Linked DNA regions of Mus musculus: regions 1 and 3 are each linked to region 2. A link is a loop called in an ENCODE intact Hi-C map of the cell type or tissue named here. Cell type or tissue: heart. All regions are shown on one strand.

Evidence for each region. Peaks named below come from ENCODE experiments on the same cell type or tissue, not always from the same donor. Only the 100,000 strongest peaks of a DNase experiment are listed, where the experiment ranks them.
Region 1: it touches region 2 in a loop (2.3-fold over the local background); 2 of 42 quality-filtered maps call a loop at or near these places.
Region 3: it touches region 2 in a loop (7-fold over the local background); 7 of 42 quality-filtered maps call a loop at or near these places.

The regions. Positions count from the first base shown.
Region 1 is chr17:26,928,179-26,936,178 of GRCm38, forward strand. Kifc5b (kinesin family member C5B) reads left to right here. Exons shown (of 11, transcript NM_053173.2): 11 at 3,926-4,401. The coding sequence ends at 3,970. It overlaps Phf1 (PHD finger protein 1), which reads left to right and starts at 4,949. Exons shown (of 15, transcript NM_009343.3): 1 at 4,949-5,356; 2 at 6,016-6,190; 3 at 6,276-6,357; 4 at 6,453-6,548; 5 at 6,876-6,976; 6 at 7,071-7,219; 7 at 7,362-7,457; 8 at 7,572-7,640; 9 at 7,741-7,864; 10 at 7,946-8,000. The coding sequence starts at 6,032. Mir6968 (microRNA 6968) reads left to right here and starts at 7,294; the gene lies at 7,294-7,361. In heart, a CTCF peak has its summit at 3,790 (motif pointing right); DNase peaks (open chromatin) are centred at 3,843, 4,873, 5,933, 7,444 and 2 weaker places; H3K4me3 peaks cover 2,518 bases; H3K27ac peaks cover 1,124 bases.
Region 2 is chr17:27,198,047-27,206,046 of GRCm38, forward strand. It overlaps Lemd2 (LEM domain containing 2), which reads right to left and starts at 6,392. Exons shown (of 9, transcript NM_146075.2): 1 at 5,613-6,392; 2 at 3,591-3,631; 3 at 1,317-1,392. The coding sequence starts at 6,372. Gm34736 (a long non-coding RNA gene) reads left to right here and starts at 6,823. Exons shown (of 4, transcript XR_385492.4): 1 at 6,823-7,121. In heart, CTCF peaks have their summits at 2,964, 4,147 (motif pointing left) and 6,388; DNase peaks (open chromatin) are centred at 2,933, 5,640 and 6,445; H3K4me3 peaks cover 2,584 bases; H3K27ac peaks cover 1,996 bases; H3K27me3 peaks cover 276 bases.
Region 3 is chr17:26,239,450-26,247,449 of GRCm38, forward strand. It overlaps Fam234a (family with sequence similarity 234, member A), which reads right to left and starts at 4,793. Exons shown (of 13, transcript NM_001206335.1): 1 at 4,557-4,793. In heart, CTCF peaks have their summits at 4,082 (motif pointing right), 4,329 and 4,678; a DNase peak (open chromatin) is centred at 4,762; H3K4me3 peaks cover 1,689 bases; H3K27ac peaks cover 1,326 bases.

The DNA.
Region 1 (8,000 bases), 270 kb before region 2:
AATGTCAGCCCTGTATGGGACAGGAGGGATGCTAAGTCGGCTTCTCATGCCTTTTAAGATTTCTTCGTTTTTATTTTATGTGTATTGGTGTTTTGCCTGCGTGTATGTTTGAAGGTACCAGATGGCCTAGAATTAGAGCTACAGACAGTGGTGAGCTGTGATGTAGTTGCTGGGAATTGAACCCAGGTCCTCTGGAAGAGCAGCCAGTGCTCTTAACCACTGAGCCATCTCTCCAGCTCCTAAATAGAACTTTCATTCTCCTGTTGTCTCTGGGGTTTACTGCCCCTGTCTGCTAACCTGGTCCTGGCCCTGGAAGCTTCTAGCCTTCCTTCAGTCTAATCTAGGCCTAGGATGATTTCAGCTTCTGAGACTTAATGCTGAATAAGTTCACCCTTTCTGGTTCTTTCTGAGCTCTGGCCGGCTGGCTCAACTCACTGTTGTGGCTGAAACTCCTCTCCACGCTGACTGATCAATCTGGCTTCTCTCAGCCTTTCCTAAATCGACTCTGCTTGGCCTCCTCATGCTAGGTCTGGCAGTCTGTGCGAATCTTCTGGCTCCTTCTCAGACTCTGGCTCGTCTGACTTCACCTGTGTCCAGCTTGTTCTCTCTCTGCAGCCAGCTCTGTAAAACTGTCTCAGTAAAGCTGCCTTTCTCCACTTCTCTCTCTGCACTGCCCCTCTTAAGTAGCCCCCTCTTCCTCTCTGTTCTCCTGAGTTGGGCAGATCCTATTCTATCAAATCTTTCTTTGATTTGTCACTTTGTCTGCCACTCAATTAGACATCACTTTCAAACATGGGTGCTTCCTTCTACAAACTCACTTCACCTTCATTGTTTGAGATTAAAAGAGTGTACTAAGGGCGAGTGCATTCCAGCCAGAGGGGTTAGAGGTGTGTGCAGAGGCTGAGCCACACCTCAACTAAGCAGGTTCTTTTCAGTAAATCACACAAATCTGTGGGTTCATAGAGTGATGGAATCCTGCAGCCATGATCTTCTACCTCCACCTGCCAAGTGCTGGAGGTGGTGCTGCTTCCCTGGCCGTACTCGTGTCGTGATGTCCACTTCAGTCTCTCCCAACCACCTCAGAAGGTCTGTGCGTTAGGTTTGTCTAGTGCGGGCATCCTCTCACTTGGAGGAGATGGGTCTGTTTGCTGGGAGTACTTGTTTACTGTACTGTGTTGTGAGGCCGTGCCTCTTGTGGCTGTCTTTACTTGAGGCAGGATGTCTGTGTCCTGGTTGCTCACTCTTCCCCTCAGCGTTTTGCTGTTTGGTAGTTAGAGATTTGGTTTGGTTAGATTGGTAATTCTAGTTCAAATTCTTGACCTATTTAATAGCTGGGACAATTGGTATGCCTGTTACATCATAAGTACCCAGTCTAGTTCTACATTTATTAAGTGTTTGCTTAACTTTTTTTCTCTTTTTTCTTTTTTTGGTGGTGTTAGAGGTCTCCCAGAGAGCCTGTGTGTGTTCAGCAAGTGCTCTATCCCTGAGCTGCCTCCTCTGCTGCCACTGCCATCTCATCTCTCCTTTATTTCCTGTTTGAGGCAGGTCCCAGGTAGCCTAGGCTCACCTGGAGCTCATCTCCAGCCTGCCTGTCCGTTGCTGAGACCGAGACCTGTGTCCAGGCTCATTGGTTCTCAGTAGTGAGTTTATGAAATAGTAATGCTACATCCATTATTTTGTTAGAGGGCTTTAGAATGGTGATTTCTAATCAGTATTCATTACTACTGACTTTTTTACAAAGAAGCCCTTACCAAGTAAAAGCATTCCTCAGATGCTGTTGTGGGTCAGTCTGTGAACACGTGAAGCAGAGGTCTGAATCAGAGTTAGAATAGCTGTAGCCTGTTAAGCGTTAAAGGTATGGACTAACTGACGCTGACATGGGAATGTGCTGTGCTGAGGTGGACATGCATGAGGTGAAGGGAAACATGCATGCAGACATGCTGTATAGGAAAAGGTGCATGCAGCTCTTTTTTGGATAAGTATTTTGTGTGCTTGTATATGTGTGCACTATGTGTGCCTGGTGCCTAAGGAAGCCAGAAGAGGAGGCTGCATTCCCTGGTACTGGAGTCATAGACAGCGCTGAGCTGCTGTGTGGTTCCAAGGACCTTTGAAATTCAGCCTGTGCTCTTAATCTCAGGACCTTTTTCCAGCTGCAAAATTTATTTATTTCTTTATTTATTAATATTTAGCTGTGTGTGGTGGCACATGCCCTTAATCCCAACACCTAACTAAGATGCAGAGACAGATAGATTTCTGAGTTTGTGGCTACCTTGATTTACAGAGTAAGTTCCAGGACAGCCAGGGCTACACAGAGAAATCCTGTTTCAAAAAGAAAAAAGAAAAAAAGAAAAAGGAAATAAAAGTTGTATTTCATGTGACTGTTTTGCCTGCGGAGGATGTTTGTACATTTGTACTTGGTATCTGAGGAGGTCAGAAGAGGGCATTGGATTTCCTGGAACTGGAGTGGGTTGTTGTGAGCCACCATGTAGGTGCTAACAACTGAACCCAGGTCCTCTGCTAGTGCTTTTAAATACTGAGTTGTCTCTCCAGCCTCAAGATGCTGAATCCTCTATAGGTTTTCATTATTGAGTTCCTATCCTGAGTGACTCCATATGTGCCCATAAGCTTTTATTAGGAAGGCATGCATTATAGGTGTGTACATACTTGACACCCATCCGTCTTTGATCATCACAGTGCTACATCTTTGGTCAGTATGAGGACCTTCAAGTTAGCTCCTGTCTCATTTCTTTGGGCTGGGCAAGCTCTCTACCACTAAATAAAAATCCCACCACTCATGTATCCTTTGATCTGTACCTAGTAGTCTATGTCTCCAATTTTCTTCTGTGGTGATTTTTTTTTTCCTCAGGAGCCCTAGTTTTCCTTCTTTCTTTCTTTTTAATATTTATTTATTTATTATATGTAAGTACACTGTAGCTGTCTTCAGACACACCAGAAGAGGGAGTCAGATCTCATTACAAATGGTTGTGAGCCACCATGTGGTTGCTGGGATTTGAACTCAGGACCTTCGGAAGAGCAGTTGAGTGCTCTTACTTGTTGAGCCATCTCACCAGCCCCTCTTTCTTTTTTTTAAAGATTTATTTATTTCCTGTATGTAAGTGTACTGTCACTGACACACCAGAAGAGGGCATCAGATCTCATTACAAATGGTTGTGAACCACCATGTGGTTGCTGGGAATTGAACTTGGGACCTCTGGAAGAGCAGTCAGTGCTCTTAACTGCTGAGCCATCTCTCCAGCCCCAGGAGCTCTAGTTTTCAAAGGAGTTTAATGTCTTGACAGGAGTGCTTTGGTGTGTCTAGTCCAGGGTGTTGCTGAAAATGGAGACCTCTCTGCTACTGTAGTTTTTGTGTAGGTGTCTCAGTTAGCTTTCTAATAATGTGATAAAACTCCATGATCAAAAACAAGGTGAAATAGAAAGAACTAGTCCATGTCCAGGGATGTCAGATCAGTAACTTCTTTAGGCCATAATGGAGTGCTGTTTACTGCTCGCTCCTCTTGGCTTCCTCAGCCGGTTTTCTTACCTCATTGGGGAACCACCTTTTCAGGGGTGGCACTGGCCCACACTAGGGTTGGGTCCTCCAACATCAATCATTGATTAAGAAAAGGCTTGCTCACAGGCCAATCTGATGGGATATTTTCTCAATTGAGGTCCCCTCTTCTCAAATGAGGAGTAGCCGGTGTCATGTTGACATAAAAACTAGCCAGCACTATAAAGCTTCGTCTTTTCAGTCCGGTCTCTTCCAGGCTTAGTGGACATAGCATCACCATCCCTCCAGGGGGCAGGCTGGACCTGCTTCCATAACAGAGACTTCAGAGATTCAGATGTGGGCCCAGCACGGGGCAGAGTGGGAAGGCTTCTCATCTGTAACCCTTGACCTTGTGTGACCCTGTTTATCTGTCCACAGGTGAACCAGTGTGTCATTGGTACTGCTCAGGCTAATAAGAAGTGAAGTCGGATCCAGAGCCCTTGCAAGCCAGTGCGCATGCGTCTCTGTTTTAGTGTGTATTTATTCGGTGGGGGTGGGTGGGAGTTGAGACATGATATTACTGGGTATTTATTATGTAATAAAGAATAATCTTTTGTATGTTAATCCTTTTCTTAATCTTAGATTTTAAAAAATTGTGTGCAGTTGTTTTGCCTGAGTGTATATGCATGCACCATGTGCATGTCTCCTGCTCCAGTGAGTTCAGAACAGGGCTTCAGGTCCTTCAAGAACTGGGATTATGGAATACATGTGGGTCCTCTGCAAAATCAGTCAGTGCTCTTAACCGCCCAGCCATCTTCCCAGCCCGGCCCTTGTTACAGCTCTAAACGGTTTTATTAACTTAACGGTTTTAGCTGCCAAAGGAAGGTATTGTAAATAAATACTGTAAGCACGTAGAAATGTCCATTGTGATGTGTTTGCAGAGTGAGGCTATGGGCTTTCACTTGGTGGGGCACACTTTGCCGTCCTGATGCCTCTTCTCTACCCTTCGGCACTGGGCCCTCTTAACAATTTCTTAGGACTGCCAGGCCCCAGCCCCAGCCCAGAACAGGAATGCTCTTGTCTGGTGTGACTGCCAGTGCACTCCACAATCTCTTTCTTTCCCTGCCCACCGGTTCGAACCATGGTTCCGTGCCGCCTAGTGCCTATTGGCTGGTGTGGGCACGTCACTAACTCAGTACTAGTTCCAAATAGCCCCTTGTCCTTTCCCTCCCAGGAGGAGCAAACCTACACCAGTGCTCTCGCGGCCGGAGGAGTGGCCGTGTGCCCAGGTGCGGCGCACAGGCGGGGTTACGCGTGCGCAGAAGGGCGGGGCGACAGGCAGCGTGAATGGGGAGGGCGGTGCCGCGTGCGGAGGCGGAGCTTGGAGTGGCCACGGGGGCGGGGCAGCTAACGGATGTGGCATGGGGCGGGGCCCGGCCCTGACCTGCAGGCTAGCTGCCAAGAAGGTTATTTCCTGCTGACCCAGAGCAAGCCTCCCATCCGAAAAAGGGGCTGCAGGGATTTCCTCGACCTCCGCGACCGGCCGCGCCCCCAACAGCGCAGCGCCCTCCGGGCCCGCTGGAGGTGAGGGAGGTGCTGCCTGCCCGTCCCTCTGTCGTCTCCTCCCCCTGGTGCTCCCCACCCTCCACTCTCCTCCCTCCTTCTGTCGACTCCTCCTGCCGCTGCTGCTGCTTTGGCTGCTGCGTCATACGCCCCAGAGCCGCCAGGACGGAGGGGCTGGGCCCGGGGACCCCCTGGCCTCCGCCTGCACGCCCCCCGGCGCTCACACTCAGTCTTCCCGCACCGGAGACTCATCCAGGTCTCTTGAGTCTGACCCTACCTGGCTTCCAGCTGCCCCGGCTGTCACCGGTAAGGAGGAGGCGGGAGGCCTGGAGAGGGGGGCAGGGAGCTGGGGGTCGGTGAGGAAGAAGGGTTGGAGAGCCTCCTGGTCTCAGCTTAGGGTCTGTGCTGGGGCGACTCAAGTCCCTCCTTGGACTGACAGTGTAGGGGAGTAGAGACTTGGACAGGGACACGCCCCCCTCTTGGGGCACTCAGGGAAGTTATCTAATCCCGGGTCAGAGAGCCCCAAATTTGAGGGTGACCTAACATCACCTGGCACCAGGGTGGTGGTTCTAAATAAGACACACAGGCCTGGGGAGGCAGCTGTTTCTACTCGGGAAACGTCTTCAGAAAAGCTCCCAAAACATCTCTGGGCAACAGATTGCCCCATTTAGGATCCCTGTAAACAGCTGGGCAAGGTGAAGCTAAGCGGTAACCTTGATTCCGCAAAGATCATTTCACCTGAGTCCCTAGGAGCTGGGAAACTACAAAACGAGGCAGGGGAGATGGAAAAGAGTAGAGTCGAGAAGCTGACCAGAGCCACCCACCTTTATAGGGCTCAGGATTAGAAGACTGGGGCGTTGGAGCTGCTCCACCAGGAACAGGGTTTCTTTATCCATAAGAGAAAACAACGAGCTCAGGGAAACTTTCTCAGCACCCATAACTCTAACCATCCTATCTTGGAATAGGCCCCCCCAGGATGCAATGGCGCAGCTCCCCCGGCTGAGCCGTTTGGGTGCCCCCTCTCTCTGGGATCCAGCTTCCCCTGCTCCCACCTCAGGCCCCAGACCTCGGCTTTGGGAAGGCCAAGATGTGCTGGCCAGATGGACTGATGGGCTGCTGTACTTGGGTACCATCAAAAAGGTAAGACCCACCTCTGATCTCACTGCCTTCCCAGTCTCCAGTCAGTTCTCATTCCCATTTTAGCATCACTGGGCACCCATTCCAGGTGGACAGTGCTCGAGAGGTGTGTCTGGTCCAGTTTGAGGACGATTCCCAGTTTCTGGTTCTATGGAAGGATATCAGCCCAGGTGAGACCTTCAGACTGAAGCCTGTGACAGCAGAAGCTGGAGTGGGTGGGGACACTGGTTGTTGGTAGGCCTCCTGACACTTTGTTCCCTCACAGCTGCCCTCCCTGGGGAGGAGCTGCTCTGTTGTGTGTGTCGCTCTGAGACCGTGGTACCTGGGAACCGGCTGGTCAGCTGTGAGAAGTGTCGCCATGGTGAGAGGCCAGGATACTTAGGTGGTGCAGTCTGCCCTGGGTCTTCTGGGTTGCCACTAGCCCTGCCTTATAGCATGAGTTATGTCTCCTGTCCTGGCCAGTCTTCACCCTGTCACCACATCTCTCAGAACAGGGCGAGGGAGCCATAGATCAGGTGACCCAGGCCATGCAAAGCTGAGGGGCTTACATTACCTTTCTTAACCGTGCTTCCTTGGGCTAGGCCCTCAGCTGTGAGAAGCTTGTTGACTCACCTGCAGTGTCAGGATAACACACACAGCAGGACTTAGATGCACACAGTGGTCTACCCTCAACATTGTCCTTATTCAGCTTATCACCAGGACTGTCACGTTCCCAGGGCCCCGGCCCCTGGAGAAGGAGAGGGCGCATCCTGGGTATGCCGCCAGTGTGTCTTTGCAATCGCCACTAAGGTAAAGGTGCCTCTCTGCCCCTGTGTGGGAAGCTCCTGTGGTCTCTCCTCCGTTCCTGCCTCTCTGAGGTCTCCATCTGTCTGTCCCTCTGCAGAGGGGAGGCGCACTGAAGAAAGGTCCCTATGCCCGGGCCATGCTGGGCATGAAGCTCTCCCTGCCATACGGATTAAAAGGGCTGGACTGGGATGCTGGACATTTGAGCAACAGACAGCAGAGCTACTGCTACTGTGGAGGCCCTGGAGAGTGAGTGGAGAGGGTGTTGTCAAGCTATGGGATGGGGGTTGTTGTGGTGGCAGAGCCCGGGAAAATGGGTGAACAGGGGGCGAGGGGGCCCTGTGGTTTCAAGAAGGCTGTCTGAGGGCCACAAGCGCTGTCTCCCCTCCAGGTGGAACCTGAAAATGCTGCAGTGCCGGAGCTGCCTCCAGTGGTTCCATGAGGCCTGCACCCAGTGTCTGAGCAAGCCCCTCCTCTACGGAGACAGGTGAGACAGGACATGCACGCATGCTCGGGAGTCCACCTGTGCTCTCCCGCAGTCCTCTGCAGCCGGGGTCAGAGGGCTGAATGAGGTGCATCCTCTGTCCTGGCCCATGTGCAGATTCTATGAATTTGAGTGCTGTGTGTGCCGGGGCGGCCCTGAGAAGGTCCGGAGGTTACAGCTTCGCTGGTGAGATGGGTTGTGATTCATTTCTGTTGTCCACCATGTTACCCTAATGACCCCTGATTTTGATAGCGCCGATGCTGCTGACAATTCCATGCTCCTCCAGGGTGGATGTGGCCCATCTTGTCCTCTACCACCTCAGCGTTTGCTGTAAGAAGAAATATTTTGATTTTGACCGAGAGATCCTCCCCTTCACCTCTGAGAATTGGGACAGTCTGCTCCTGGGGGAGGTAAGGGTTCTAAAGTGTGGGAACTGGGGTGGGAGGGACAAGGAATGTCTGCTTCCTTGACCCATTTACCCTCTTCTTCAGCTCTCAGATACTCCCAAGGGAGAGCGCTCTTCCCAGCTCCTTTCTGCTCTTAACA
Region 2 (8,000 bases):
TTTGCAGGCCACTACTTAACAAACCACAGCCAACAGCAACACCCAGCAGCAACCAACAACCCATTCTCTCTCTCTAGGCCCTGGCATTTATATACCCTCTGAAAAGGACCCAGAATTCCAAACTATCTGCCGCTGGCAAACCCACGCCCCTGCCAGAGCAGGAGGCAAATCAAGGTCTGCAGCTATGGACAATGTGACGCAGCCCCAGATCCCATACCTGGGATTCAAATGAAAACACAGGGCTGGAGAGGTGGCTCAGCGGGTAAGACACTGACTGCTCTTCCGAAGGTCCTGAGTTCAATTCCCAGCAACCACACAGTGGCTCACAACCACCTGTAATGAGATCTGACGCCCTCTTCTGGTGAGTCTGAAGACAGCGACAGTGTACTTATGTATAATAGTAAATCTTTGGAACGGAATAAGCATGGACTGAGAGAACAGAGTTGACCAGAGCAAGCAGGGCTGATCAGGGTGAGCAGAGGTCCTAAAAACTTCAATTCCTGGGCTGGAGAAATGGCTCGGCGGTTAAGAGCACTGATTGCTCTTCCAGAGGTCCTGAGTTCAATTCCCAGCAACCACATGGTGGCTCACAACCATCTGTAATGGGGATCCAATGCCCTCTTCTGGTGTGTCTGAAGACAGCTACAGTGTACATACATAAAATAAATAAATCTTAAAAAAACAAAACAAAACAAAACTTCAATTCCCAATACCACATGAAGGCTCACAACCATCTATACAGCTACAGTGTACTCATATACATAAATCTTTTTTAAAAATGAAAACATATTCCTATAGTATTTCTGTGTTTTTCAAAGAACCATCATTCTCAGCACAGTCCTAGGAGGCTCCAAGCAGCCTGTGGGCAGGACCCTGGCAGTCACCTCACACACCCCCAGGGCCAGGACACCTCTAACAGGATGAAGGAGGCGCTTCACATTCCTGGTCAGCCGCAGTGAGACTCCAGCAGGGGCCCTTGATGGCTTAAGCCAGGACCAGCTCTGGAAGGTAGAGGGATGACAGCTACTCAGACCTACTGGGGAGCATACCACCTCTACCTCAGGCTGCCCACAAGCAAGGACGGGACCTGGGACCAGTGCCTCAGGTCCAGGGGATTTCCAAGGCCTGGGCCTTCCAACCAACACAAGGCCCCAAAGCATGAAGGGACAGAATCTCCTACCTGCCAAGAGGCCCATGTTTTTGTAGACCCAGAGAAGAGTTTGAGACGCAAGATCCAGGCCCATACTGAATGCCCACAGGGCTTGAAGGGACATGTCTGCGTGGTGGCTGTAGCCAGGGGCGCGGTGGCCACTCACCTGCCTGGATGGCCAGGAAGTTGTACAGTTCGTGCAGCAGCTCCAACAGGGCCGCCTTCTGCTTGGCCTGGCAGAACTGAAAGGCAGGGGAGACACTGGTCAAGGGTCTGTCTGCGTCTGCAGCCAAACTGCCACGTCCGCCTGGACAGCAAGGAACACCTCTAAACTTTAGGGGCCTTTTTGTTTTTAAGGCAGTCTTATGTAGACAAGGCTGGCCAAGACCCAGTTAAGAATTATCTTTAATTCCGACCCTCCTGTCCCCACCACAGGCGTGTGGCTCTATGCCTGCTTTACGCAGTGCTGGAAACAGAGCCCAGGGCCTCATGCACATCGCCAGGCACTCACTGTGCGGACTAAGCCATGTGCCCAGCCCCACACATAGTTGTCTAGGACAACTGGCAGGGCAAGGGGCGCGGAGCGACTGGCTGTGGAGCAGACACAGCAGAGTCACAATGAGACGACCACCATGGCTCTGGCCCGACTTCTTGAGAGAGGAGCAAGCAACGGCACCAGGGCTTGCAGAGGTCAGAGGAGCCCACAGAGTATCAGGGACTGCGGGTCTGAGCCCTGCCTGAGGAAGAGCTGCAGCAGGACTCGATGGAGCTCACATATCAGCCACTTGCACTGGCTGACAGCAGCCTGAGGAAGCAGGCCAGCCATCCAGTACCAGCCGGGAGGACGGCCTGATTAAGACAACACACCCACTCCCAGCCTGTCCCTGCATCCCCCACAGTGGGAGGGAGAAAGAAAACAGTGCCGGAACCCTGGGCTGCAGACACGATTAAGAAGACTTCTCTGATATGTAAATGCTTATCTGGATTTTGGGTGAAGTAAGGCCACCCAAAGGAAACTCAGCAAGAACCTCACTGGGACCAGAAAGTATGTTCCTGCCTGTGGGCTCCTGGACCCGCCCTCCACGACGACCAAGGATGCCCAGAGCAGCCAGAAAATGCATCTTGCCTGGATAAGGCCCAGCCTCTGCCCTCCTATCACAGTGCAGGATTGGTTAAAAATCTAGAATGTCTGGAGCCCAAGGCCCCAGGCAGTTGATGGGTACAGCTTGCTAGCTCTGCACAGTGCAATAGGGACCTGCAGGGTGTCTGTCTGAGTAGCTCACAGGAAGGCCAGGAGCAAGCCTGCGCTTCCTTCAAGTGGGCTCCACCACTCTACAGACTGTGCAGGACCCAGAACTAGAACTAGGAACCTTGTCTAACTAAAAGGGCAAACAGAAGACCATCAGAGGGGTTGCGTGAAAAGTTCTATAGTTCTTGTTTCTGCATTTGTTCGTCTCTTTGGCTGCCTGTTTCTGGAGCACACTGTCTAACCATCAGCCCAGTTTTATGATAGAAAGCAGATTAAACTTATTATGAGCCTGGTTCTGCAGAACAATGGGGAAGCAAAACTGCTTTGTGGATGAGAGCAATAAGGGAGTGTCATAAAACACCCGCAAACAGGACACAGCAGCAGCCAAGGAAATAAAACGGTGTCTGCAGCAGGCTGTCCTTCATTAACAAGGGGTACAGTCAACGCAGGAGTGCTGTTTCTTGGCCAGCCCCTGGGCTGCAGAGGCCTGGCACCCACACTTAATAATTAGAGCGCTAAGTCATGCCCTCTGGCAGCACACGCCTCCTCCTGGTAGGATTTATGACCTGAAAATTTACTGCCTCGTGTCTTCCTCAGAACCGGCTGCCCAGCTGCGAGTTAACGCTGCTCACATGATCCGTAGGCTGAGGAGCAGTCACCTTCCCCAAACATTAGTTATGGGGGATGTGAGGGCTTCATAAAACAAACTGAACACATTGGCTAAGAGGGCTAATTCCCCTTACCACGTGCTTCAAACTGGCCCCTGATGTGTCAGAGCAGGAACCTGAACATTATCAAGAGATGGATGCACACCAGAGAGAAGGTAAGACTGAGTGTAGTCTCTCAGGGTCAGATGCTGGCAGCCTCGCCCCCCACAGTGCCAGCCGGACACCCATGCCCATCTCCCTGGACTGACTGTGGCAGATCGAGGGCCTCAGATGCTCTCACTGATAGGGGTAGGAGCCCGGGGCTGGACCCAGGGAGCTCACCCTTCCATATTTCAAGTACCACTGTGCTCCCAGAACTGAATCTGACACAAACATCGTCACAGAACATGATGTGATTCCGGTACGTTCATGGAACGTTCTGGAAGCGATCCCCTTACATGATCCTTTCATGATCTGGGCGAGTTTCTCTCTTGGCAGAGCTCTGAGTCCTCAGGAAGACTCATAGAAGGCAGATCGAACTTACCTCATCTGTTTTTCTCTCACAGTCGACCGGCAACAATTTCACTGAGACGGAGAAAAGAAAGAGGAAGGTTAGAAGTGCGCCTGGGCAGCGGAGAGAGCTCTCAGGACCCAGGGGGAGCAGGACTCAGCTGACACAAAGGTGGAGACCAGCCAGCTCTCAGGGGCCCCTGTGTAGTGTGGGCTCTAAGGCCCACGGGTTCCCCCATGTTGGGTAAGGACTTTGGTAGCTGGGGCCTCTTTCCAGCTGTACATGAACCAGCAGCCACAGATTCCTGGGCTCCTTAACATCTGTGTCTGCTCCTGTAAAATAGGACTGCATGGGCCTTCCTCAGAATGCACACTGCTGGAAACCCAGCACTCAGAAGATGAACACAGGACTGCCACACGTTTGAGGCAGGCCTGGGGTGCAGAGAGGATGTTGTCTCAAGAAACAAAACAAGGGGCTGGAGAGGTGGCTCAGCTGCTCTTGCAGAGGGCCTGAGTTTGAATCCCAGCATCCATGTGGCTGCTTACAGCCATGTGTCACTCTGGTTCTGGAGTCTCCATTGCCCTCTTCTGGCCTCCATAGGTACTGTATGCATGTGGTGCAGACACACACATAGGCAAGTCACCCATACACATAAAAAAAACAAAACAAAACAAACCCACAAACAAGATAAAAACCAAATGGCCTTTGTTGCTTAACTCAGAGAGTTAGGCTCAAACAAGACAACATAGGGAAAAGTCTTTTATGAACTACAAACGACAGTATGTCAAGTAAAAATAAATGCTATCACAGGAGGGAACTCTAGGGACCCCAAGCCTGTCTTAAATTATCTTAAGCAGAGCGTAGCACCCAACACTATGTGACATCATCCCCTGAGCGCTTACAGCACCTGTACAATTTGCTGGCACTCACCTCTGTTAGCCTCTAGCTGACCCAGAAACTATTCCCAGGGTGGATAACGGACCCTTGGGCATCAGTGTGGCAAACAGACTCACACACGCCCAGACATCCATTCCTCACAACACTGAAGACAGTGGTTGGGCTCTCCCTGTATTTCAGCTACTCCTAATTGTGGGAAATGTGACCCTGACTCAAGGCTGGCAACAGTGTTAACCTCGAGCACGCTTCGGAAAGAAAACGAACTGTCATTTTATACCTAAATTTGTACCCAAAACAATCTGGGTCTGGTGATTCGGGTCTATACTTTCCAGCTTCGGGGGAGGTAAGGCAAGATCATAGGTTTGAAGCCATCCTGAACTAGAGTGAGTTCTAGGTGAACCTAGACAGCTTAAGGAGACCCTGCTTCAAAGTCGTTTTCAAAAGCCAGCTAGCGAGAGTGTAGCTCAGTGGAAACATGCTTGTCTAACGTATGTGAGACGGACCCTAACTATAACCCCTTATACCAGAGGGGGAGATTTTCATGAAAATAAAGAAAATAAAGCCGCGTTTCTTCTTTTGAGTAATAGGCAAAAAAAAAAAAAAAAAAAAAAAAAAAGACATCAGTCCTCAGCTATTCGGGAGGCTCGCTCTCTTGCACCCCTCAAGGGGTGCGGAGTCACGTAACTGAGTGTGGGCAAAGACGTCTAGGAAGTCGCCTGACTCACAGGCTCTCTCCCAACACAGCCTGCGGGGGGGGGGGGGGGAGGCTGTGCCTCACATGCACCCCTGTGGTACCAGCTTCGGCTTAGAACAACTCTCCCACACCTGAGCCACAGGCAGGGTCAGACTCCTTTTGACAAATGAAGGCCCGGTGGTGCCAGTTTTGCTGCTACAAAGCTGAGACCACGGCAGGCATTCCCCGAAGGCAGGGAAGACAAGAGGGGCAGGGGTGGGCTGACTGTCAAGAGTGTGCGTGTGGCTTTCCCTTGGAAGGACCTGGCTGTGGCTGAAAGGGAGACTCTAGAAAGACGGGGAAACAGAAAAGAGCAGAAAGTGGAGGCAGAAAGTGAGGGTCTGCAGTCGGTCGCGGCTCACAAGCCGGTCTGGGTGGGCGAACCCCGTGCCCCGGGCCCTCCCCTGCGCCGGCCCGGGACGTACTGTTGTCCTCCGCCTCCTGCGGCGCCGAGGGCTTGCCCATCTTCACCCACAGGATGGCCAAGAAGCCGAGCAGCAGCCCCAGGCTGGCCCAGAGCAGGAGCCGAGACAGGCAGCGCTCCAGCCACCGGCCCACCTCGGGTCGGGTCCGCCCGGCGCCCGCCGAGCCGGTGCGCGAGCCCTTCAGGCCGGGGCGAGCGTCGGCGCCGAGGAGCGCCGAGTGCGGCCGCGCAGAGGCCGACGGCGGGGCCCACCAGTGGCGGCCCCGGCCCGGGGCGTGCCTGTCCGGCGTTCGTGTATCCTCGTCATCCTCCGAGCTGCCCCGGACCGAGGCGCGGCGTCGCAGCGGCCCGGGCCCGGCGTGGGGCGGGTAGGAGAGGCCGCGGCTCGCGGCCCAGGGAGAGGCGGAGGCCCCGAAGTTGCCGTACGGCCCCGAGGCGTCGGAGGCCGCGCTAGGCGCCGGCGGGGAAGGCGACAGCGGCCAGGGCTCCGAGCGCAGGACGCTGGCGGCGGGCCGCGCGCGCAGCGGCGCTTCCTCGCGTAGCCGGGCCTCCTCCCGCTGCCGCTCGGGGCCCCGCGGCCCGGCGTCCTCCCGCGGCCCGGCGTCCTCCCGCAGCCGCTCGTCGTCGCGCAGCCGGGCCTCGCCCCGCAGGCGGCGCAGCTTGTTGCGGTAGACGTTCCGCGTGGTGTCGGTGATGGGGCCTGGCTGGAAGCCCAGGGCCTGCAGCTCTCGCCGCAACTCCAGGTCCGACAGGCCGGCCATGGCCAGGACACCGCCCCCTCGCCCGCCCCCGGCGCGCACCGCACCCGGAACTGCTCCCGCCGGCAGCCGCGGCGGAGCGGGCGGGGCCGCGCGCCATGATGGGAAGGGCGACCACGGACGCCATATTGGGAAGGGCGGCGCATGGAGGCTATGTCCGCCATGATGAAAGGCGTCTGTGTCGGCCTGGCGCCGCCATGTTGGTGAGGTCAAAGGGTTGGTTTGGTTACTGTTTTGTTTTGTTTTACTTGTGTGTGCAGGTGCTTTCATCTCTTCCCCCCGCCCTCTAGCTTATCTTTATCTGTCAGACCTAGCAGTGTTTATCCTAACGCAGCGTTAGCACGTGGTAAACGTTCAATGGAATGTTGATTTACTTAATGGATGAGCTCAATGGTGTAAGAAAACCACCGCCATTAATAGAGATCCGGCCCACTTGCCAGTCTCCGGATGGGCGTCGAGGCTGTGTGTCGGATTTGGGTGGTGGAGTAACCGCCCGGCATGCTCTCCAAGACCTTATCTTGACTGCTGCTTCAGGCCAGCTTCAGGCATGCACTTGGTCGACACTGAAACTTCAGGAGTGTGCACCCTTGGGACTGGAGAGATAGAAGACTCTGGGCGTAACAACACTTACAGAGGAGCTAGGGTTTGGACATCAGTGGCTGGTCACGTCATGGACAATTCCAATTCCAGAAGATCTGGTATCTTTCTCTTCCGGTCTCTGCTGGCATGGTATGAACCTGGTGCACATACAAGTGGGTAAAACACTCGCACATAAAATAAATATATTTTTTTAAGGTGCAACTCTGAGACAGATTGATCCTCTGTGGCCACGGGTGACCCAAAATGTCCTCATAGGTGGATCCCTATACTCTGAACTCTTAGGGGCAAATACCTATGCCCTAGGTTCCCGTAAATGTTGGAATTCTCTTGGGTGATGGGATCGGGAGACCCGTGTCTTACGGTTTAGGGGATGATCTGCAGAGTCTTGCAGTTTGATCTCCAATCTGCAACCATTTAGTGTGTGGTAATTTCCAATTAACATTTCTAGCCAGCTTCCCATAACTCCCTAGAGGGCTGCTATAAGGATTAGAAGAGACCTTCAGGACAGGGCCTGGAGCGCACTCCTCCCTTAGACAAATCTGTGCAGTGTTGGAGTTGGGAGCCTTGAGGGGGTGGGGGCAGTGATGTGGTTACCCTTACCCGTCCCCCCACCATCTAACAAACACAGTTCATGGCCTCACCCTCTCCCCTTGCTGTTCCTTCCACATCCTTCACCCATCACCTCCCTTTTCCTGGCAATATTGCAGCTCCAGCTTCCCAGCCCTCGAGATCTCCCTGCAGCTCTACCTGCCACCCTCCCTGCCTTCCCTGAGACCCTGGGCCGTGCTCCTCTGTCAGAGTTTCATCGCTCTGTCGCTTGTTAAACCCCAGGAGTATTCAGTGCCGGCCACACAGCTGGGAAAATTACAGCCTCAGCTCCGCTGGGCTTCTGTCGTTTGCCTCCCCTTCTCCCTGACTTAGCTGCTCCCATGTGGTGTGATTTCTCTCACCAAGTGTTGTTTTCCTTTTCTCTGCCTGTGTTTTCGCGGAGTGCCACGGATTTGATATAGTGATTGCCTAACACATATACC
Region 3 (8,000 bases), 960 kb before region 2:
CGACTGCTCTTCCAAAGGTCCTGAGTTCAAATCCCAGCAACCACATGGTGGCTCACAACCATCCATAATGAGATCTGATGCCCTCCTCTGGGGTGTCTGAAGACAGCTACAGTGTACTTACATATAATAATAATAATGATAAAGACTGGCCTCAAACTCAGTTCCAGGATAACCAAGGTTACAAAAGCAGCAGACGAAGAACAAAGGATGTCTTTTACACTGTGTGGCTGTGCCACCTCCAGGACTGCTCCCTCTACTCTAACTGCATTCCAATAGGAGATGCTTGAGAGAGACACCCACAAAAACCAGCCAGGCAGCACCCGGTTTTCTAGCTGAGCCAAGCAGATAGGAGACAAAGATAGTTAGTGTTCAGTTGTTTACAGGGAACCACCATTGACTCTCTTCACAAAGCACAATCTCAAAACAAGGGCAGAGCCTCAGCCAGTTCTCCAAGGGAAACAAATTTTAAGGTCATGGTTCCCTGACTGAAACACAAAATTTCCCAGCACACACAGACCTGATGCTTGGATGAAAAACAGCCTCAGGTAGGTCTTACTGATTAGCCCAAGGAATAAACTTTTCCCTGAAGTCTAGATTAGACTTATTTCCTGCAATTCCCCCATCAATCGGTATTATTCCTTTTCATTCCTGTATTTAGTAGGGAAACTATTAAGATAAATTATAACTAATTTTGCATTCATTTGCTTAAAGCATTGGCTCAATTTACTTATCTTTTGCCTCTGCCTCCCGAGCTCTGGAATTAAAGGCGTGTGCCACCACGCCCGGCCATGCTTATCTTCTTTTGTTGTTTCCTGGTTTTTGTTTTTTTTTTCCACAGGGTCTCATAACCCAGGCTAGCCTTCAGTTTGCTATGTAGCTGAGACTGACCTCAAACTCATATCTCTACCTCCGCAAAGATAAGATTATAGGCTGGAGCCTCCAAGCCTGACTGCTTTATCATTTTTTAAAAAGACTTTTATAATGTACATATCTATACATTCACAAAAGCAGAGAACACCAGCTCTGTGAACTAACTACCAAGACTAAAGTCAACAGATAACCAGTGAGGAGCTAGCACACTTCTCCCACATGCCCAACCTCTGAACATTCTACTGTACACTGCACTCCAGAGATGAGTCACACCAACTGTCAGCATCAATTTTCTGGTTATTAGGTAGAATTCAGCATTTCCCGTGTGTGTTATATCATGACAACTTAAAACTCCAAGAAGGAGTTTACAAAGGAGATTAGAAACACATCACACCAAGTCCATATGCTTGGTGTGAAGATCAATTTTGAGTGAAATCCATGGTAAATTTTGGAACACTTAATAAGCCCTGTAGGTTCTATCTCATCTAACCTGTCAATCTGGCTCCGCCTCTTTATTTCATTTTACTTGATGTGTGTGTATAGGGTACGGGCTCACACTTGACATAGAAAGATCACGTGTGGAAGTCACCACAGCTTGCAGGAGTTGGTGCTCTCCTCAATCTCCTAGTGGGATCTAGGGATCAAAGTCAGCTCAGCAGGCTTGGTGACGGCCGCACTTACCTGCTGCTGTCTCAGCAGCCCTCGGTGCAGGCGCCTCCCAGACACCACATACGTTACATTTTAAAACCTCTCACAGTGAATCCTGGAGCTTTCTTAAATGTTTCCAAAATATCTGCTGGTCATGTTACTCCTTTTACCATTCCAAAATGACTCATCGCCACTTTGGAACAAAGTCAACACCCTGGATAACACCAGGTCTTTCCATCCTTGGTTCCTGTCTGTCTGTCTAGTGTCATCCTTCCCATGTCCCATCGTGCTGTAGCTCTGCACCTGTCCCTTCATCTGCCCTTCCCCCTCTACTTGCTCCTACTGTATCTGTAAAAGCCCAGATGTGCCCAGAATCTACTGGGACATTTCCTATGATGCTTTACAGCATTGTGGCTTAGTTGCCTCTCACACTGCTCTGGGTCCTCTCCACAGAGAGTTCCAGAAACGTAAGAGCACACAATTGTCCTTGCTTCCCCATCCCCCATCATGCCCCGCCCCCCAAGGACAAAGCAGAGTGAGTGGTAGCTGGCAGAAAATAGACTGAGGCACGAACTGAATACATGTCCTTAATGTGGTCATCAGCCTCTCTCGGGAGAGCTATTTACTAGCACATGTGTTCATAAACACATTAGAAAAACCTTACAGGATCAGGTGACTTTAAATGCCAATTGTAAACACAGGATGTCAGTTAGATGACAACACCTATTACCATGCTTTTCTCTGGAAGATTAGTTCTTTCTTTCTTTCTCTCTCTCTTTCTTTAAAAGATTTACTTATTTCATTTATATGTAAGTACACTGTTGCTCTCCTCAGACACCCCAGAAGAGGGCATCAGATCCCATTACAGATGGTTGTGAGACACCATGTGGTTGCTGGGAATTGAACTCAGGACCTCTGGAATAGCAGTCAGTGAGCCATCTCGCCAGTCCTAGTTCCATTTTCTTTTTCTTTCTTTTTTTTTTTTTTTTTTTTGGTTTTTGGCTTTTTGAGACAGGGTTTCTCTGTATAGCCCTGGCTGTCCTGGAACTCACTTTGTAGACCAGGCTGGCCTTGAACTCAGAAATCCACCTGCCTCTGCCTCCCGAGTGCTGGGATTAAAGACGTGTGCCACCACACCCAGCTACCTAGTTCCATTTTCTACAGGGAAGTCTGCTCTTCCAAGTGTCCAACGTCATGCTGGGGTGCTGAATGCTTCCCTTCCCTGGGAAAAGCCCCAGTCATTCTCACAAAGCTAAAGCTCATGTGAATGCGATGTGGAAACTTGTGCTGTAATTACAGGGAGTAGGCACCCTTCCCCCACAGGCATGGTCAGTAGCAGGATTTTAAAATATAATCACAAGGGGCTGGCAAGCTGGTTCACAGGTTCAGTCCCCAGCACTCACGCGGTGGCTCACAACCATCTGTAACTCCAGTTCTGGAGGATCCAACACCCTGTTCTAACCTCCATGGGCACCAGGCATTCCCATGGTGTGTGCATACACACTCTCTCTCTCTCTCTCTCACTCACTCACATTCTCTCTCTTCTCTCTCTCTCTTTTCCAGGCAACAGAGTTATACACATAAATTCTAGAAAAAAAACATAACATTCACAAGCTGGACTTGGTAGCATATATCTGAGACCCTAGTACTTGAAAGAGCAAAGAGGCTCACCTCTGGTTTGAGGCCAGCCTGGTCTATACCATGAGTTCCAGGCCAGCCAGGGATAAAAGCAAAATTTGTCTCAAAAAACTCCATTCCCAAAAGAGAGTTGGGGAGCTGGGGAGGTGAGGAGCTGGGGTGCTAGGTCGGTTAGTAGGGTTCTGGGATGGTGACACAAAATTCCACCACTGGAAGACTTGTGACAAGAGGATTCTCTGGAACCCATATAGAGGAGGGAGAGCCCCTACAGGTCACTGTCCTTGACACACTACACCTACACTCACTCTTGCATGCACACACTCATTTCATAAGCTCTGCTGTACCCACCTCCTATGTACCTAGTAATACAAAAAGAATGTGGAGGGGGGAGTTAGACTTTGCAAACTGGGTCATAATGACAGTGGTTTCTATCACTCCCTATCGCCCCACTTCCCTTACAGATAACTCTTCTGAGGGAAGGCAGATACCAACAGAAAACAATGAGGACTCCTGCCACTGGTCTTTTGAGTCCACTATCTTGGATTTGGATCCCCCAACTTGGCGAGAGTTACTGGGCCATCATCACCCAGGTAGACTGATTCCCTACCCACAGAAAGTGTTGACTAATAAAGGTTGTTTTATTTTGTGCATTTGGGGAAGACCGCATATTGTAGCCCAGGCTTATCTCAAACTCCAAATTCATATGTCTCAGCCTCAACTTCTGGGATTACAGAAATCCACCACCACACCTAGGATAAAGATTGCTAGGATAAACCAATAAACTTCTTGTTTGTTATAAAGCAACATATAAGGAATACAAGGAGGCAATGGAAGGAGTAAGAAAAAACGCCAGTACAGAGAAGAAACAGACAGCTCGGTGTAATGAGGCAGGAAGATTGCTTCCAGTTCAAGGCAGCAGGAGGCGGTGGTGGCCTTAAAAGAACATTAGAACTGTGAGGGTGGAATATGAAGACAACCCCATCACCAACCACTCCTGACCGTACCCACCTCACTGCCTTGGGCCTGAACTTGAAGAACATGAACTGATTCTCACTGATACTAAACACACGGGGCCCAAAGAGCGTTAGGATTTAAGGAACATGTCCACCGGAGCACAAAGTTCCTCTGGTAGGTCAACCCCTGTCGCTCCGGGTCACCACAGCGCCCTCCAGGGAACAGACACGACGGAGCAGAGATTTGTTTGGCCAAGTTGAGCACGCTTGAGGGTGCCAGGCCCTGTGCACTGCTACTCTGGGAGCTCAGGCGGGGCCGACCTTAGCTGTGAGCTGCAAGTGGAGGCGGGACCCGCTCCTGGCCCCCACTAGCTCCGGGCGATCGAACGCAGACGGCTTTGGCCGGAACCAGCTCGCGCGTTAAGAGTTACCTAGTCCGATCCTGACCTGCTCTCGGACCTGTCCGCGAGATCCTGCTCCTCAGCAAGTGGTACAGGACTGGCGAGGCTGGCTCAACTGCGGTCCCTGGAATCCGGGATCCACATCCCCAAGGTTCCCGGGAGGACAGCGGCTGAACAGGAGTACAGACTACGCCGGACAGCAGCGCCCCTCCCCGGCGCACCCCGGTCCGCCCGGCCCCGAGGGCAGCGTGCCACGCCCCCACTGGGCCCACCCAGGAGGCCCGCCCCGCAGTAGGCCCCGCCCCAGAGAGGCTGTGACCCCCCCCCTTAGTTCGGCCCACCTGAACTGTGCGTCACTTCCTGCCAGCGGAAGGGGCGTACCACAGCGATTCCGTTCTGTTGACTGAGTCGGTTGCTTAGCAACACGGCCACTGTGTCCAGTGTTGCCCTTTTCGAGCAGAGAGCCTGTTTGTGCAGGAGCATTTTGGCATGATAATGCTGTGATGGCTTAGGCCTGGTGTTCCCATACTAACCCCAGGAATCCATGAATGGAGACAAGACAGAAGGCCCATGCTAAGGCTTCTTTTTTCTAGCCTGCGTATCTTTCCGATCACTTACTGGCCACGGTATTTTCTTTCCTCAGTGCACACGCAGGCACATAGAGACACACACTACGACAGAAAGGGAAGATCAGAGGACAGTTTTGTAGAGCTGGTTCACTTTCGCCTTTATGTGGGTTCTTGGGATCGAACTTAGGTTACAGGCTTGCACAATAGCTTGGCAAGGACTTTTACTCTCTGAGTAGGCATAAATTTTTTGCAACCTACTTTTTTTTTTTTTTTTTGGTTTTTCGAGACAGGGTTTCTCTGTGTAGCCCTGGTTGTCCTGGAGCTCACTTTGTAGACCAGGCTGGCCTCGAATCAGAAATCTGCCTGTCTCTGCCTCTCCAGTGCTGAGATTAAAGGCGTGTGCCACCATGCCCGGCTGCAACCTACTCTTAATAAGGGTCCAACCTCTCCTCTAGCCTACAACCCAGCAGAGGCAGTGGAAGAGAAAAGTTATTAGGATATGGGTGAAATGGACCGGTTCAGCAATAATTCTTTAGGGGTGAGCTAGATCTTCTTGGGCAGCAGTTCAGTCCCATAGCAAACACCAAGTACAATTCAGCAGCTGCAGACCAGTCCTCTAGGGGGGCAGACACCAGACACTAACCACCAGCTGCAGTCCAGTCCTCTAGGGGGGCAGACACCAGACACTAACCAGCAGCTTCAGTCCAGTCCTTTCAGCAAGCAGACACCAGGCAGCTGTAGTTAAATCCTGAAGAAACTTCTAGATTTGCCAACCAGCCTGATGTGAGGCCGCAGAAGCTGCAAGCTGCCATAGGAACCTCACAAGCAGTTCTTTGGATAATTTCTCTCAATGGCAGTGTTACCACAAGGTGAGCTCAACAATGCTATGTAAGGCGAACAAATACATGCGTGTCTTTAGCAAAGAATAGCAAGGCAGAGCAAACCAAATCTCAGTGCTCCTCTCCCACTGTCTGTGGGGTCACATTTATACTCCTTTATCAAGAGTCCTTACACGTGTCTGCTATATCCAACAAGCATCCTTTCACTTGTGTCTGCTTCAGGAAAACAGTCTTTTATGTGTTTGCTTTATCAAGACATCCTTTCAGCTAGGCAGTGGTGGCGCACGCCTTTAATCCCAGCACTTGGGAGGCAGAGGCAGGCGGATTTCTGAGTTTGAGGCCAGCCTGGTCTACAGAGTGAGTTCCAGGACAGTCAGGGCTACACAGAGAAACCCTGTCTCAAGAAAAATGAAAAAAATAAAAAATAAAAAAGACATCCTTTCATCCGTGTGTCTCAGCAAACCATCATTTGGCATAGCTAACTTTCTAAAGAACTAGAAGTTTCCTCTTGGTGTGCCATTACACTGATTTTATATAGTGCTGTTAATCTAACTCAGAGCTTTGTGGTTGGTAGATAAGCGCCTTACCAATTCAGGTACAACCCTAGCTGCTGCTGCTTCTTCTTCTTCTTCTCCTCCTCCTCCTCCTCCTCCTCCTCCTCCTCCTCCTCCTTCTTCTTCTTCTTCTTCTTTAAGATGGAGTTCTTATTTAGCCCAGGTCAGCCTTGCATTTTTTTTTACATATTTAAGGCTAGTTTTAAACTCCTGTTTTTCCTGCCTCTATCATTTGGTGGGATTATAGGCCTGCAACACTACACTTAGTGATCTGAAGGTTGGGGAAGGTTATGGGAGCTTAACCCATGGCCCAGTGTATGTTAGGCAAACACTCTTATCACTGTCACTGATAAGACCCAACCCTCAATACACTTTAAATTGTTAATCTATTTATTGCTGATGGTGCAGTCTTATTACTGTGGATAATTACTCATTACTGTGTGTCCTGGAACTCACTCTGTAGACCAGGCTGGCCTCAAACTCAGAGATCCTCCTGCCTCTGCCTCCCAGGTGTCGGGATTAAAGGCATGCGCCACCACTGTCCAGCTGAGAGAATGTCTTGCTAAAGCAAACACATTAAAAAAAAAAAAAAGACTGGGGGATGAAGAGATGGCTCAGTGGTTAAGAGCACTGACTGTTCTTCTAGAGGTCCTGAGTTCAATCCCCAGCAACCACATGGTGGCTCACAACCATCTGTAATGAGATCTGATGCCCTCTCCTGGTGTGTCCGAGTATAGTGACAGTGTACTCATATACGTTAAATCTTAAAAAACAAAACAAGGGCTAGTGAGATGGCTCAGTGGGTAAGAGCTCCCGACTGCTCTTCCGAAGGTCCGAAGTTCAAATCCCAGCAACCACATGGTGGCTCACAACCATCCATAACGAGATCTGACTCCCTCTTCTGGAGTGTCTGAGGACAGCTACAGTGTACTTACGTATAATCAATAAATAAATCTTTAAAAAAACAAAACAAAACAAAACAAAACAAAACAAAAAACCGACTGTTTTCCTGAAGCAGACACAAGTGAAAGGATGTTTGGATATAGCAGACACATGTAAGATGGAGGAGGGCTGTCCATCCAAATTTTTCTTCCTGGGACTTGTTTGAGCAGAAAGGTTGAGGATAATCATTAATATTTGTCATCAGTTAAAGTAAAAAAGACAGACAGACAGACAGACAAAATGAATCCAGACACACTAGTCCTCCTTTCTTTCTTTCTTTCTTTCTTTCTTTCTTTCTTTCTTTTTTTTAAGACAAGGTTTATCTATGTAGTCCTAGGGGAAGTCACTTTGTAGACCAGGCTGGCCTTGAGCTCACAAATCCACTTGCCTCTGCCTCCTGAGTGCTGGGATTAAAGGCGCTCCACACCATCACCCAGCTTCTTCTCCGACTTTTATTTATTTATCCTATGGACCCAAGTAAGGAGTAAATACATTTTAGCAAAAACAACTGATAAGTGCTTATTGCAGTGTGTACCCAAGTGCCATTGTTTCTAACTATCTTATTGCTAAAATTTGTCAAAAGAAC